Regions from separate parts of the Homo sapiens genome. Here region 1 is linked to region 2. The links are chromatin contacts, found by Hi-C in ENCODE. All regions are on one chromosome and are shown on one strand. The core of a region is the stretch at or near the end of the contact, and the rest is flanking DNA. Distances in the headings are between cores, read along the strand shown. Region 1 holds the start of DOCK1 (dedicator of cytokinesis 1). Region 2 overlaps ADAM12 (ADAM metallopeptidase domain 12).

Region 1 (6,813 bases), core at 3,051-5,550, 840 kb after region 2:
GCATGCCACCATGCCCGGCTAATTTTTTCTATTTTTAGTAGAGACGGGGTTTCACCATGTTAGCCAGGATGGTCTCGATCTCCTGACCTCATGATCCGCCCACCTCGGCCTACCTAAGTGCTGGGATGACAGGCGTGAGCCACCGCGCCCGGCCAAATGTTGTATTTCTTACATCTTTTAAAATCTAGAACAGCTCTTCTCCACTGGCCCCTTCTTGCTCTATAATATTGACTATTGAAGAGACCAGACTACTACCTGAAAGAATATTCTACCTTCTGGCTTTGTTTCAGTGTCTTTTTTTTTTTTTTTTGAGATGGAGTTTCACTCTTGTTCCCCCAGGCTGGAGTGCAATGGCACGATCTCTGTTCACTGCAACCTCGGCCTCCCGGGTTCCAGTGCTTCTCATGCCTCAGCCTCTTGAGTAGCTGGGATTACAGGTGCCTGCCACCATGCCCAGATATTTTTTTTTAGTAGAGATGGGGTTTCACCACGTTGGCCAGACTAGTCTTGAACTCCTGACCTCAGGTGATCTGCCCATCTCGGCCTCCCAAAGTGCTCAGAGTTACAGGCATGAGCCACGGTGCCTGGCCTGTTTCACTGTATTTCTTATGGTGTCACTTGTTCCTCAACCTCCTCTATTTCCTGTAAGCACGAAGTTGGGTCTAAAGTCTTGAATATACACTTTTGGGCTGGGTGGCATTGTGCATTGTGACTACATGCCTGGTCATCCAGTATGATGCCCAGATCTCCCACTGAATCCAAGAGGCAGTGGGCATAGGCCTTGTTCCTCTCCTTTCAAAGGGCAAAAAATCTGTGGTCAGGCCCCTTTTCCTGCATAAAATCTCCACATCCCTGTTCCATTCTCATCTCTCCCCACCGACTGAGAAACATGCCCCATTGACTCACTGTGCCTTCTGGTACCTCCACCAGGCAAGATTTTGCTGAATTTACCTCCTGAATTTGCAGTGCACATGTGTGAAATTTTTTGGAATTAAAAAAATTAAAACTGTACTTTTCAAGATTTAAAACTGTAATATTGATTGTGTTCTTCATGGCCCCAAAGCAAGATTCTGTTGTATCTTGGAGGAGGGGGGTCACTACTCTGAAATCCCAGTGATGGGCAGCACTGAGCAACTGAGAGCCTCAGCATTCTTGGGCTTGTTCACACCCACAAGCTTGGCACAGATCCAAGTCCTGCAAGATGCCTGGGAGGGCAACTGAGACCTGTGGCCCAGCCACATTGACTCAGGAGGTAAAAATGTCAACAGGCCACAACCTCCAGGGCTCCTGGAATTGGAGACGAAGCCAGTTCTGAGCTTATGCAACCATAGGACAGTGAGAGAGGGCCATGGACTCGATTTAGAGCCACAAGATGAGAGCACTGCTGGAGCACCGTGGGGATGCTGACAAATCTTCTCAGGGCTTCAAGGACCGTGGCTACAGGTACATCTCAGCCAAACTTGGGCACATGTTGCAATCAAGGGACTGAAGCTACAACCACCTGGCCCGTGGTCCACCTGGAGTTTTGTTTTGTTTGTTTTTGAGATGGAGTCTCACTCTGTCACCCAGGCAGGAGTGCAGCGGTGCGATCTTGCTTCACTGCAATCTCCACCTCCTGGGTTCAAACAATTCTCCTGCCTCAGCCTCCTGAGTAGCTGGGACTACAGGTATGCGCACCCACGCCCAGCTAATTTTTGTATTTTTAGTACAGACAGGGTTTCTACTAAAACCCTGGTTGGCCAGGCTGACCTCGAGCTCCTGACCTCAAGTGATCTGCCTGCCTCAGCCTCCCAAAATGCTGGCTGGGATTACAAGCATGGGCCACTGTGCCCGGCCCCACCTGGAGTTTTAAAATTCTGATTTATAAATTTATTATATGACAGTCTACCAAAAGTATGCAAATCCGGCACTACACTTATTTATGCATTCAGTGAGTCACCTTTATCTGAGTGCAAGTGGCAACTGTTCTAGAAAATGGGAACCATGAGGTTATCAAAGAACCTGGAGGTAGGGTCAGATGAGGAAGCACATCATTATGATGTCTTACACATGCAGTCATGTCTCCTCTTATAATCCTAAGACTCACCTGTGAGATTCCTATTACAGCCCCTAGTTTACATGTAGGAATATCAGAACCCCAAGGTTTAGAAACAGAACGGCCAGAAACAGGAGGAGGATGGCCATGCAGCTGGGCGTGGCAAGGCCAGGCCTCCCAAGTCTGCATGACTCTTAAGCTCCTGGCCATTCGTTACAGCACGCCATCTCCAATGCAGAATCACACCAACAGAACTGAAACTGCACATTAAAGAGAAGGCGAGTGTCACCAAAATCTGTTTCCCAGGCTTCTTTGCAGAATTCCAAATTCCTAGCACGACCAATAAGGCCCTTCTTCTACCTCTGCAGCCTCAATTTATGTCACTTTCCTGTTGTTCCCTATGCTTCGGCCATCCTGGCCTTTCTGTGCTCTGAAGGAGTGGTGCTCCTTCCTAAACCAGGGCCTTTTCACGTGCTGTTCCCACTCCAGTTCACCTAGCTGGTTTCTGCTTATCCTTAAAGTCTGGGTTTATCTTATTTCCTCAAGGGAGGCCTCCCTGCTCTGGAGCAGGTCAGGCCACCATGTCCTTTACCGTAGAGCACCCTACTTGTCCTGGACAGCACCTTCACAGATGCTTCTCCTTCAAGGGGTCAGAGTCACCAGGCCACCACTACAGCGCCTGAGCCCCGGAGGTTTCTGATTTCCACAGAAAGCTTCAAGTGCATGCTGTGTGTGAGTGAGCCTGGCCACTTCCTCTGTGGGACTTCAGTTCCTTATCAGTAAAACAGAGCCCGTGGCTTTCCATGAATGTGGGGTTGACTTACCAGAATGCTCAGGTCCCACGTTATCCTCTTGAACGCAGCAGCTTTCCTCTAACCCACGAAAATGGAAAAGCTCCTGTGCCATTCCCAAATACTTATTTAATCTGCATTCTGGGTGGCCCCTAGGGCAGGTGACGGGCATTCTCTACCGCAGGATGGTGCCCCACCTGGTCCTCCCCAGGCCCTGTGGCCATCCTGGCCACCTCCCTGTGGGCTCTCCCAGCCCTGCTGTTCAGCACTGTCCCTACCTCACAGAGGTAGGGACCTCTTTTTCTTACCTTCTTCCTTTTCTTACCTTCGTTCCTCCAATCCCTGACGGCCCCCAGACCTACTGTAGTTGTCTCTGTGTCTTCGGAGAGAAGACACCCCATTAATGTGCCATGAAACCAAATTTATTCCATTTAAAGGGCTGCCTTCATTCGGAGGCTTTGTCCATGTCTTGGTTTTAACCTCTCTTTTCTGAAATTACAGTAAAAATAAATAGGTGTGTGTTGCTTTAACTTTTCCCTTGGAGAAATCTGAAGCCCCCACCTTTTACTGTCATGGGAAACACCAGGGCCTGAGAAGAACTCCCACCTCGGGCGAGGATGCCGTTCCTGAGCCCCACGCGTGGCCTGGGCTTTCCTTTCCCTACTTCTCTCTTCCCCCGACTTCAGCAGATCCTGAGTCCCACAACTATTCTAGCATTAGCTTCTGCAAGCCCAGCTGGGCTGAGGTTTCTGCGGCTGCTTCCTCTTGGTCTCTCTGGAAAACTCCACTCATTCAGCACCCAAGCAAGAGGTCACCTGTCTGGAACGCACTCCCTCGGCAGCGCTGTGCCACCTCTTTCCACCCCATTTGAGTGGCCGGCACTTACCTGTGCTGTTTGTTACCTGACGTGTCCCTTCTCCCACCTACCAGGCAGTTGGTGCGGCGCTCCCAGCACACTCGGGCAATGAGTGGGCAGGCGCTCAGGTAACGTTTGTCGAATGAATGAATGAGCCACGTGCTCAGGAGGACCCTTTCCAGAGCCTCTGCTGGTTTGTTCTGCTCCGGGACTCTCCACCAGGGAGAAATCCGAGCTGGGGACCTCGCACCACCAGGCTCCGGCCTAAGCCCGCGCCTTGCAAGCCGCCCGTTTCCTACCTCCCGTAGAAACCCCCCGTCCGTCCCGCCCCCCTAAGGGCGCACCCCTCTCACGGCGTGAGCGCCAGCCCCGGGAGCTCCAGGAACTCAGGAGAACCCCGCGGGGGTGCCCGGGTGCGGAGCGCGGGGCTGGGCGCACTGGGACAGAGGAAGGGGAGCCCCGGCGACCGCGGGGTCGGGGCCCAGGGTCCGCGCCGAGGGCGGGCGCAGAGCCCGCGGCCGTCCCGCCTCCCGCCGGCGCTCCCGGCCTTTCCCATCCGGCCCGCGACGCTCCGCCCGCCCCGTCCCACATGACGCCGCCTCCGCCGCAAACTTTTTCCTCCCCATCCTGTCGCGGCTCGAAAGGAATGGAAAATGGCGGCCTAGACGCGGAGTTTCCTGCCCGACCCGCGGCGGCTCCGGCGGCGCCATGACGCGCTGGGTGCCCACCAAGCGCGAGGAGAAGTACGGCGTGGGTGAGCAGCGCCGCCGCCGCCGCGCCTCTCGCCCCAAGCCCAGGCTCCGGCGGGGCGGGTGTGCCGGGCGCCTGTTGCCGCCGCCCCGAGCGGCCGCCGGGCCGGGGAGAGGCGCTTCCGCCCGCGCCCGCGCCGCCGCCCCGCTCGCAATGCCCGGCGACCCCGGCCGCCCCGCGCCCCCGGCGGCGTCAGCTCCAGCCCCGGGGATGCGGGTCGGGAACACGAGGGGGTGGGGTGGGAATGGGGGCGGGCGCGTCCCTCCCTAGGGTGTCCCCTCCGACGCCCGCTCCTCTGGACCTCTGCCGTGGAGCCCCCCGGGCTACCCCCAACTCCCCGGCCCCGGCCGCTGCTATCTGCGCGGCTGGGCCCGTCAGGGAAGCCCAGGGGTCACTGTCTCGCGGCGGCTTCTGCTTCTTGGATGAACTTGCGTCCCGCGTCCGGGCTCTGGGTGGGCGGGCTCAGGTCGGCGCGGTCCCAGCGGATAATTCCGCCCTTTCCCGGCGGGGAGGAGGGGGCGCGACCTGGGTGGCCAGCGCCCCTTGCCCCTCGGCGGTCTCGCTGGGGACCGTGTGGGACCTTGGAGAGAAGGCGAGCGGCCGAGCGCCCCAGTGGCCCCAGGCCTGGAGACCCTTCCGGGAGAGCGGGGGCCTGTTTTTGCTCCGCGGCTCTTTGTCGCTTCCGAGGGGGGATGGAAGGAGTCGGGTTGCAAGTTTACATTTCGGACCCGAGTGCGCATTCCTGAGAGGGAGGCTTTCCCTTGCGGCTGAATAGACGGGCCCGTCCGCGTGGGACCCGCATCCTTGCGCCCCGGGGACCCGCAGCCGGTCGCCGAGGCCTGCGGACGCCCACCTCTTCGTGATCTGCGCGCCTGGTGTCGGGACTGGGCCGTGGCTACTCTCCTGCTCTCCCGGGTCCGGGATCTTCCCAGTTGGTTTTCGGGCTTGCTATTCCCCGTCCCACCATCCACAGACATCCTTGACCGCCTGCCTCATCCAGGCCACTCGACCCGACTGGGAAGACCTTTGGTGGTCTCGCCTCCCACAGCCCAGGCTGTGTCCTCCAAGGGCACCGTCTCAGCAGCAGCCCCGCGCCCATTCTGTGCCTGGCCCGTGCTGGACCTGCCCGACCCTCTGCTGGTGTGGTTCGAATCCTGGCTCTCTGACTTTTGGGAAGCGCCCTGGCAGCCCTTGTCCCCGGAGCGCTCTCCTTTCTGTGAACAGTTGCTTCTCTCTGCTGTCAATGACTTACAGTATGCCCTGACCACGGAGCCAGCTGGACAGTGGTCACGGGGACAGTCCTGGGACAGCCCTGGGTCCTACCGGGCCTGCACTTAGCTTGTTCCACATGCTGGGAGGCATAGGGGGCCTCCTTGCTTCAGGACCATTATGACTGAGCTTCCTCCCCATCTCCCCATTTTGCAGATGAGGAAACTGAGGCCCAGACACATTCACAAAAGTGCAGGAGAGCTCATCTGACTGCAGACTCAGTGTGTAACCTGCACCCTGTGCACCACCTAATGGATTCAGTCTGGGGCACTTGGCACGGGCCTTCAGTCTGCATCAGAGGCGAGAGGTTCGGGGTGGATATTCCACCTGAGAATGCTTGGGTTGTGGCGACAGTGGGGGTCCCTGCGGGGGTAGTGTGTAGAGGAGAGAGCTGAGGACTGACTCCCAGGGAACCTAGCACCAGCACACGCAGAGAGAGAGGAAGAGGTGGATAGGCAGGAGAGGCAGGAGGCTGGCAGAGGAGCAGGCATCCCATAGCCCTGGCCCTGCTGAGGAAGCAACTTAGGTGCCCATGGCCAGGGTGCAGTAGTGGCCATTGGGGGTGTAGTGGGGGCCATCGGGGTGCAGTGGGGGCCATCACTGCTCCCATTCTACAGAGGCAAGGAAGAGGTGGATTGCTTGCCTGAGGTCACATCACCAGTAAGTGGTGCCTCCTGGGTGTGAAGTGTGGCCGCCCTGGGTTCAGCTGCCACAGTGTCCTGTGCTTGCCTGCAGATGGGGAGGGCTTCTCTTTGGGACGCCACATTTTAAGAGACCTTGTTACCCTTCGTCTGCCCCCAGAGAGACCTGGATGGTGTCAGTTAGGATCCTATAGTGTAGCTGGATGGTCTGGAGAAGACTGAAAAGAATGTTCGTAGATGGGAGAACGGGGTCTCCTTGCTGGGGAGGAGGCTGAGGGCCAGAACAGGGCGGTGCGCTTGAGTCTCACACCTTCCAGAAGCTTCACCAGCGCTCATGGTGGTGACTTCTAACATCACACCTCTTGCTAATACTTTGGTTTTAAGAAAACTCCATGTTTGATTATTAAGAAAAAATAAATTTAAAAAAGTTAAAAAAAGAAAAAATAGAAAACTGTTGGAAAATTTTAAAAG
Region 2 (6,490 bases), core at 2,648-5,147:
CCTGTCCAGAACCTGCTGATCCCGGTCAGGATAGCGGAGGAGGGGCCAACAGAGTGCTTCCCGTGGCTTTTGTGCGTTAGCTGCCATCTGGCATTTATCTTAGAGACAGAGTGGTCAATAATTTAAAAAGTGCAAATGACTTCTATCCACTTGTAAGATGTTACAAAGGCAGAGATTTGGTTCAAAGTTGCTGCATTAAAAAATGTCTGTCTTCATGAAGACAAGCGATTTCACATCTCTTAGAAAGAATGACAATGGTTTTCTTATCACTACCATATTACATCAATGTAGAGCCTTTGAGTCCTTAATAATGGAACACTTAGGTATTTTGCCATTATCAAAAGATAAAATTTAGCCTTTCAGAGGGAATTTTGATACCATACTATATTTTATAATGATGTAGAAAGTGATGGATTTTAATTACCAGTTTTATCTTCAGAGTGCTATAACTTATATTTGTAATTGTAGTTTGGAAGTTCCCAATGTCATTATATTTTTTTTGAAAGAGAAATGATGGCATCTTGAATTAAGCCCACAGTTTACTCAATCTAATCTTACTTAAAATGACTCCACGATGCAAATGTACTTCCCCAGTTCAGTCAAATCAGCTCCTCCTTCCCTGTGTCACTGATTTCCCTAACCCCTGCCACTAACATCCACAGACAAAGGCATTTTTACAGACAACTGGAGACTGTATTGTCCTTCCCATCTCTCTTCTTCAGACGGACCTTTGTATTCATCAGAAAATGAAGTCCAAATGAACAAATTTGATCATTTCTTTCTCACTTGATGGGACAAAAGGGAGACTTTCCTGACTTCTAAACAATAAGACTTCTGGCAAAAATCTCTTTTTTTCCCATCTGTGGCCACAGGAGTTGTAGGTGATTCATAAATGCACTGCCCCAAGTGGGTCACAATAAACCAAGCTCATGTAAACCAGATTTGCAAATAAACACTGAGTATTCACCAGCCCATAAAAATGGTCTGGTCAGCTCACACTGCAGAAACCAAACATTGCATTCTGGTGAGTGATAAAATAGAAAAAACTAACACATTTCGGGAATTCTCTGATGCCAGTTGTTCGTGACTATAGATGTGTAGTTATCTGTAAGATTAATTGCCAAGGAATATTTTCAGTAACCATGCTGGTGGTTCTCACAAAAAACATTGGTAAAAGTAAATTTGCTACCTAAACAAAAATATCCAGCTATATTTCAGAAGGAGTAAAGGTCATGTCATATTGACAGAAAATCTTTGTAGATATTAAGACTAAACTGGGCAAAGAGAGCTAAACGCCAACCACACAGTTTGAACTGTGAATAACATTTGTATGTTTGAAATCAACATAGGAAGTCTTGAGATACCAGATTTGTGGGACAAAAATCAGTGAGAAAAAAATTATACTCTCAGCCAACGAGAACGTACGTTATCAACAACAAAAACAATTAGAACAACAAATAAATGAACAAAAAACCCAAAGGCATTCTCAAAGTGTATTGCTTTGCCAGTTAGAAGTTGCAGGCATGTGTTTTGAATTTTCTGTTGTTTTATTTGTAGAAAGATTTGGAAGCAGGATTGTTTTATTGAAATATAACGCCAGATTGAGAAAAGCCCATTTCAAAAGGGAATCATTAGTTGGAAGGAAGGGCTTCGTCCAGTCAGTGTTTGGGTCGCCAGATCTGGAGGGTGAGTAATGGACATCCTGAATGTAACTGGAGAATTCTGGGCAACTCAGCAACTCGGGCAAGGTCACTGGGGTGCAAATGTCAAGGGCCGGTGGGGCAAGGACTCAAGGACTCTTAGAGCTCTGAGTTCCTACATTTCCCAGGAGGCCTGTGATGACCCCAGTGCATACGTGATCCAGATCCTGAAGCATTTGCTCCTGGGTGGGGAAATACTGCAAATGCAAACTTGACAATAAGTTTTCCTTTCTGAATCATGAAAAGCTAATTCAAACCAACCACTACAACAAAGCATTGAAATGTTCTCAATGGTATATCTGGCTGGCCAGGGGCCTGGCTGAGGAAGTCACCTCCGCTCCCAGGACTGCATTTGTCCGGGATCCATGCCTCCCGGGAGGATATTGTGAAGGATTCACATCCGCCCTCCCCTCCAGATCCAGGCAGGAGTGCACAGGGACTGTGGGAAGTGTGTCACTCTGGCAGAGTCGGGGCTCTTGAGTCAGCATCTTACACACAGCAGGACATCAACAAATACTTGACAAATGAGAGAATGGTGTGGCAGTTGAGGATCTCTGCTCTTCAAGGCACAGCCCAAGCTCTACACACACAGAACTACCTGCACTTGCCCTGGTTGGCCCCACTGTCCCTTTGTGCCCTGAGCTGTTGCTGTTCTGTATACTGGAAATATCCATCCTCTTCCACCCCTGGCAAACCACTATTCCACGGCAACCTTGTCTTCAAAGCCTCCTAGTTGGCTGCTTTCCTCCACCCCAACATATCTGGCCCATGACCCTCTTACAGCCCGTTTTACAGACCCCAAGGATTTGAGTACCTTGCTCACTAGTCTAAGCTTCCTGGGAGTGCAGCTGCATCTTATTTATAGAGTTTAGATTTACTAGGAGCTCTGCATCTAGCATAGAACCACATATATTACATGGAATAGATTATAGGCTATGTTGGAGCATAACAGACCCTTGGGGTAGGTAGATCACTATCCTTATTTTACAGATGAGGCATAACAAGGTTGAGCAATTTGCAGAAGGTCCCTTGCTAGTAAGTGGTCTGTTCAATGCCTGTGGCTCCCCTAAAAGGCCCACATCCTTGTCTAAAACCTATGCACATGTTATCTGACATGGCAAAAGGGACTTTGAAGATGTGATTACTTTTAGGATCTTGAGGTGGGGAGATCACCCTGGACAATCTGGGTGAGCCTGATGGAATCAAAAGGGTCCTTATAAGAGGAAGGCAGGAGAGTCAGTGTCAGAGAAAGGGATGTGACTACAGAAGCAGAAGTCGGAGAGGGACAGAGACTTGCAGATGCTGTGCTGTTGGCCTCGAAGATGGAGGAAGGGGCCATGAGCCAAGGAATGCAAGTGGCCTCTAAAAGTTGGGAAAGGCAAGGAAACAGATGCTCCCCAGAGCCTCCCAAAGCAATGCTGCCTTGCCAGTATCTTGATTTCAGGATTTCTGACCTCCAGAACTGTAAAATGAAGCATTTATAAGCCATTAAGTTTGTGCTAATTTGTTACAGTAGCCATGGGAAACTCACACAGCGCCTGTAAACTGGAAACCAGGCGGAAACACCGACAAGGGGAGGAAGGAGCACACTGCACTCCCAAAGGAGGTGGTCAAAGGCCCATTCCAAGAGCTCCCTGGCATCAAGGGCCACAGTGGGTTGCAGCCTTCCCTGCTCTCTGCTCTCCCAAGGAAGTCTGTATAATGATCTGAAGAACTGAGGAGGGGCGGGCAGGACAGACCAAAACCCAGGAAGTCACAAGCCCGAGGTGGCTTCCCAAGCCTGGTCTCTGTGCTGTGGCTTTCAGGAACCCTGAGCCAAAGATAAAGCCTCTTCACCAAAACTTTACATTTGTTACCAACAGTCCTGATGCCATGGATGTTCCATGCTGTGTGCAGTGGCCACACACGACACCACCCACCACCACCCCAGCAAAGGCCTCCTGGTTACCAGGGAGAGAGTGGGTGGGAGAGAGTAGAGCTAAGCCAGGAGCTCCCAGGGAAGCCCCCTCCTTAGGAAGAGGACGTGGCTACCTGGGTGCTCAGACCTCCAGCCTCCCCCTCCATCATGGGGATGATGAGAGCCCAAGCAGGTGACTTCCTATTGCTCTTGCTTTTGAAAAGCTCAGTCTGTGGGTCAGGTTGTCAGTCTGTCTGCCTGTCTGGTTCTCTCTCTGGTCAGGCAGCTACAGAAGGACTAGACTGATGAGATAATAAATACCAGCTTTGGTCACCATGAATCAGAGGCACACAGCCAGCTGAGTCACACAATGGGGGTGGCTCAGACAGCACTGTCGAGTTCCCTCTGACCTCACTCTGGAAACGGGGCCAGCTGTTCGAATACGGCAGGGCATTAAGGAACACATTTCACTCCCAAAGCTCCAAGTGTTGTGTGTGCTCTGGCCACAAAATGCTTTTTGGAAAGGAGCTTCATCACAGCCCTTGTAACTCAAGAAAAGGAGACTGCTGATTCTGGAGAAAGGCTGGGACGGGGACGGCACTAGGGATGCCTGAAGCCATGAAGATTTGGCCTGCAGCAGTAGCCGCAGTCCCAAAGTGACCTCAGTTGGCTAAAAGCTGCCTGAAGTCACTAAACCATGTCAAGCCCAAACACCATTCAATGTGTATAGCGAGTACTGGCTTAGTCCTTGTCATTGCAACAGGGTGTCCCCCACTGCTCCTGCCCCCTGCTTTGCCCAGGGTGCCCCAAGGCCCAGCAGGCGATGATGCCAGGACTGAGGGCTGCTCAGGGTCCAAGGATGAAGTACTAAGGGCCCGGGAACTGCAGGCCTCCCCATCCCACCTGCCCACGCGCATCCCTGAGTGCTGAGGAGCATCAGAACAACTCCTCAGAGGCCGAGCTAAAGAGGCCTGCGCTCGTCCCTCCTTGCTACCAAGCTGCCCTTTCTTTTCCCCCCCAGAAAGCTCCAAGTACAGAGGACATCGCTGGCTGGCAGGGGACATGGGCCTCCCAGCAGGACCCAGCTCCGAGAGACATCCATCTTGTTTTCCATGCCTGGGCGTGGCTTTTACATTCCATTGAAAACCCAGGCTTCGAGGTTTAGTCATCAATTTCTGTTCCACTTTATTTCCCTCATCACTCCTAAAACCAAAGCCTCACAACAAAAGTCTGACAAAGGTCCTATCAGGTTTCCCTCCCGCTAGAGATCCTGCCTGATTCTGCTTGGCTTTCAGCCTGGGCCTGGCCGACCACAAGAGGCCTTGCCAGAGCTGGGGTCTCTGGCCTGGGCTGAGGTCATTTCTGCAGCCAGCAGGAGGAGGGAGTGACAAAGGACTCAACCACATTATCATAAGGGAAAGAGAACTGCAGGACAGGGTGGGGCCTGCACTTGTGGATTTCACGGTTGGACTCCTGGGAGCTGGACACAGGCATTGAATCTCAAATGGTTCTGGGGTGACGGGGCCTTGGAGTCCAGGGCTGCCCAATGAGGCCTTGGATCTCTGACCCCAGAAGGTGGGGCATGGAGGAGAGACACGCAGGGGATGGATTCTTCCCTTTTGCATCTGAGCTTCTGCTTCATTTTGGAGCTTTGGTGGAGCTTTAGAGCAACACCTCCCTCTTCAGGGTGACTGTGCATTGTGGGAGTAACACATGGGCATTGGGTCACAGTAACCCAGGTTCAAATCCTAGCCCGGAGACCTGGGGAAACTGACATTTGGTCTCAGAGTTTGAGCATCATCTTCTGTAAAGCTTCATAGTCCCCACTTCAGGGGCTTGTTGGAGGGTCAGAAGAGACAAAGTGTGCCAAGTGCCCAGCCTGAACTGGTGAAATGGTGAACTGATGGTCTCTTGTTTGACGCAACCACCCCACTTTCCCATTTGAGAGCCACTCACTGCTGCTCTCAGGCCTTCTGATTACAGACACACTCATGCTTCAAGTCTGATCAGGGCCTTCCCCATGGAGCCCTGGGCCCCTCACTTGGTTGGGGTCCTCTTATGAGTACAAAGGGGCATTACTAAAATCTCAGTGGTGGTGGGAAAGTTCTGTCTGTCTGTCCAACTACGTGCTATGCTATCTGAGGGCAGGAGTCATGGTGGATTCATCCCTGCCATCCCTCGGGGCACGCAGTAGGTGCTCCTGCAGCTCCCGTATCTCCCGGGGCACACAGGTGCTCCTGCATCTTCTGTATCCCCCGGGGCGCACAGTAGGTGCTCCTGCAGCTCCTGTTGGACCGCACTGAGCTTCTTAAGGCCAGGCTCCAGGCAGTGTCCATTTCTGTGCACCCCATGCCCAGTGCGGCCTCAGACCCTCCCTGGGAGTCAATCACTCCCGACTGAACACACCGGATGCTGTGTGGACAGCGCCCGCCAGGAGTGGGGGCTAACCAAAACAGAGCACATGCCCCCAGTCCCACAGCCCAGGTCTGCCAGTGCCTCTCCTGATGCCGAGCTTGTGGCGGCCACGTACCTGGTCCCCAGAGCGTGACACACTGCTGCTCGTGAGTCTGGCAGATGCCATTGTAGCAGTAGCCGTCCACATCCTGACATGAGTGCCCATCGTGCAGGTACACGTTGGCTGGGCAGTGAGGGCTGGCCCCTGTGCAGAACTCTGGGAGGTCACAGGAGTTGCTGGAGTCCCTGCACGCTGTTCCTGCAGGCTTCAGCTGGAAGGAGAGGGCCATTTATGACACATGCACCCGGGGAAAGGGAGAGGCAGCTCTCAGCATTACTCCTGGGCTGGAGTGGACAAGGCCATAAGTCCCACATAAGGGGTGAGGATTTCAAAGGAAGTTGCTTCTAATGTAGAGATACCTCATTAAATCATCAGATT

What was found. A loop is a pair of places that touch in the nucleus more often than their neighbours do. Pooled maps may share reads with other maps.
Region 1: a map of PC-9 shows a loop between it and region 2 (10-fold over the local background). The contact joins the promoter of DOCK1 here to the enhancer-like site in region 2. A Hi-C loop is called at or near these places in 2 of 168 maps with a recorded cell type or tissue (PC-9 and endothelial cell of umbilical vein) and 1 of 50 pooled maps.

The regions. Positions count from the first base shown.
Region 1 is chr10:126,901,128-126,907,940 of GRCh38, forward strand. DOCK1 (dedicator of cytokinesis 1) reads left to right here and starts at 4,301. Exons shown (of 52, transcript NM_001290223.2): 1 at 4,301-4,436. The coding sequence starts at 4,391. It overlaps LOC105378550 (a long non-coding RNA gene), which reads right to left and starts at 4,251. Exons shown (of 2, transcript XR_946449.3): 1 at 3,433-4,251; 2 at 1-3,315. LOC124900289 (a long non-coding RNA gene) reads left to right here and starts at 4,604. Exons shown (of 2, transcript XR_007062336.1): 1 at 4,604-6,813. RefSeq lists an enhancer at 5,322-6,070.
Region 2 is chr10:126,058,679-126,065,168 of GRCh38, forward strand. ADAM12 (ADAM metallopeptidase domain 12) reads right to left here. Exons shown (of 23, transcript NM_001288973.2): 14 at 6,128-6,323. Among named protein-coding and RNA genes, the nearest start is that of FANK1-AS1, 89 kb to the left of the region's middle. Within about 2 kb of position 3,898, at least 13 of the 41 ENCODE cell types and tissues checked have a DNase peak (open chromatin) inside an H3K27ac peak, as active enhancers do; they include PC-9 and endothelial cell of umbilical vein, where a contact is called at or near this core.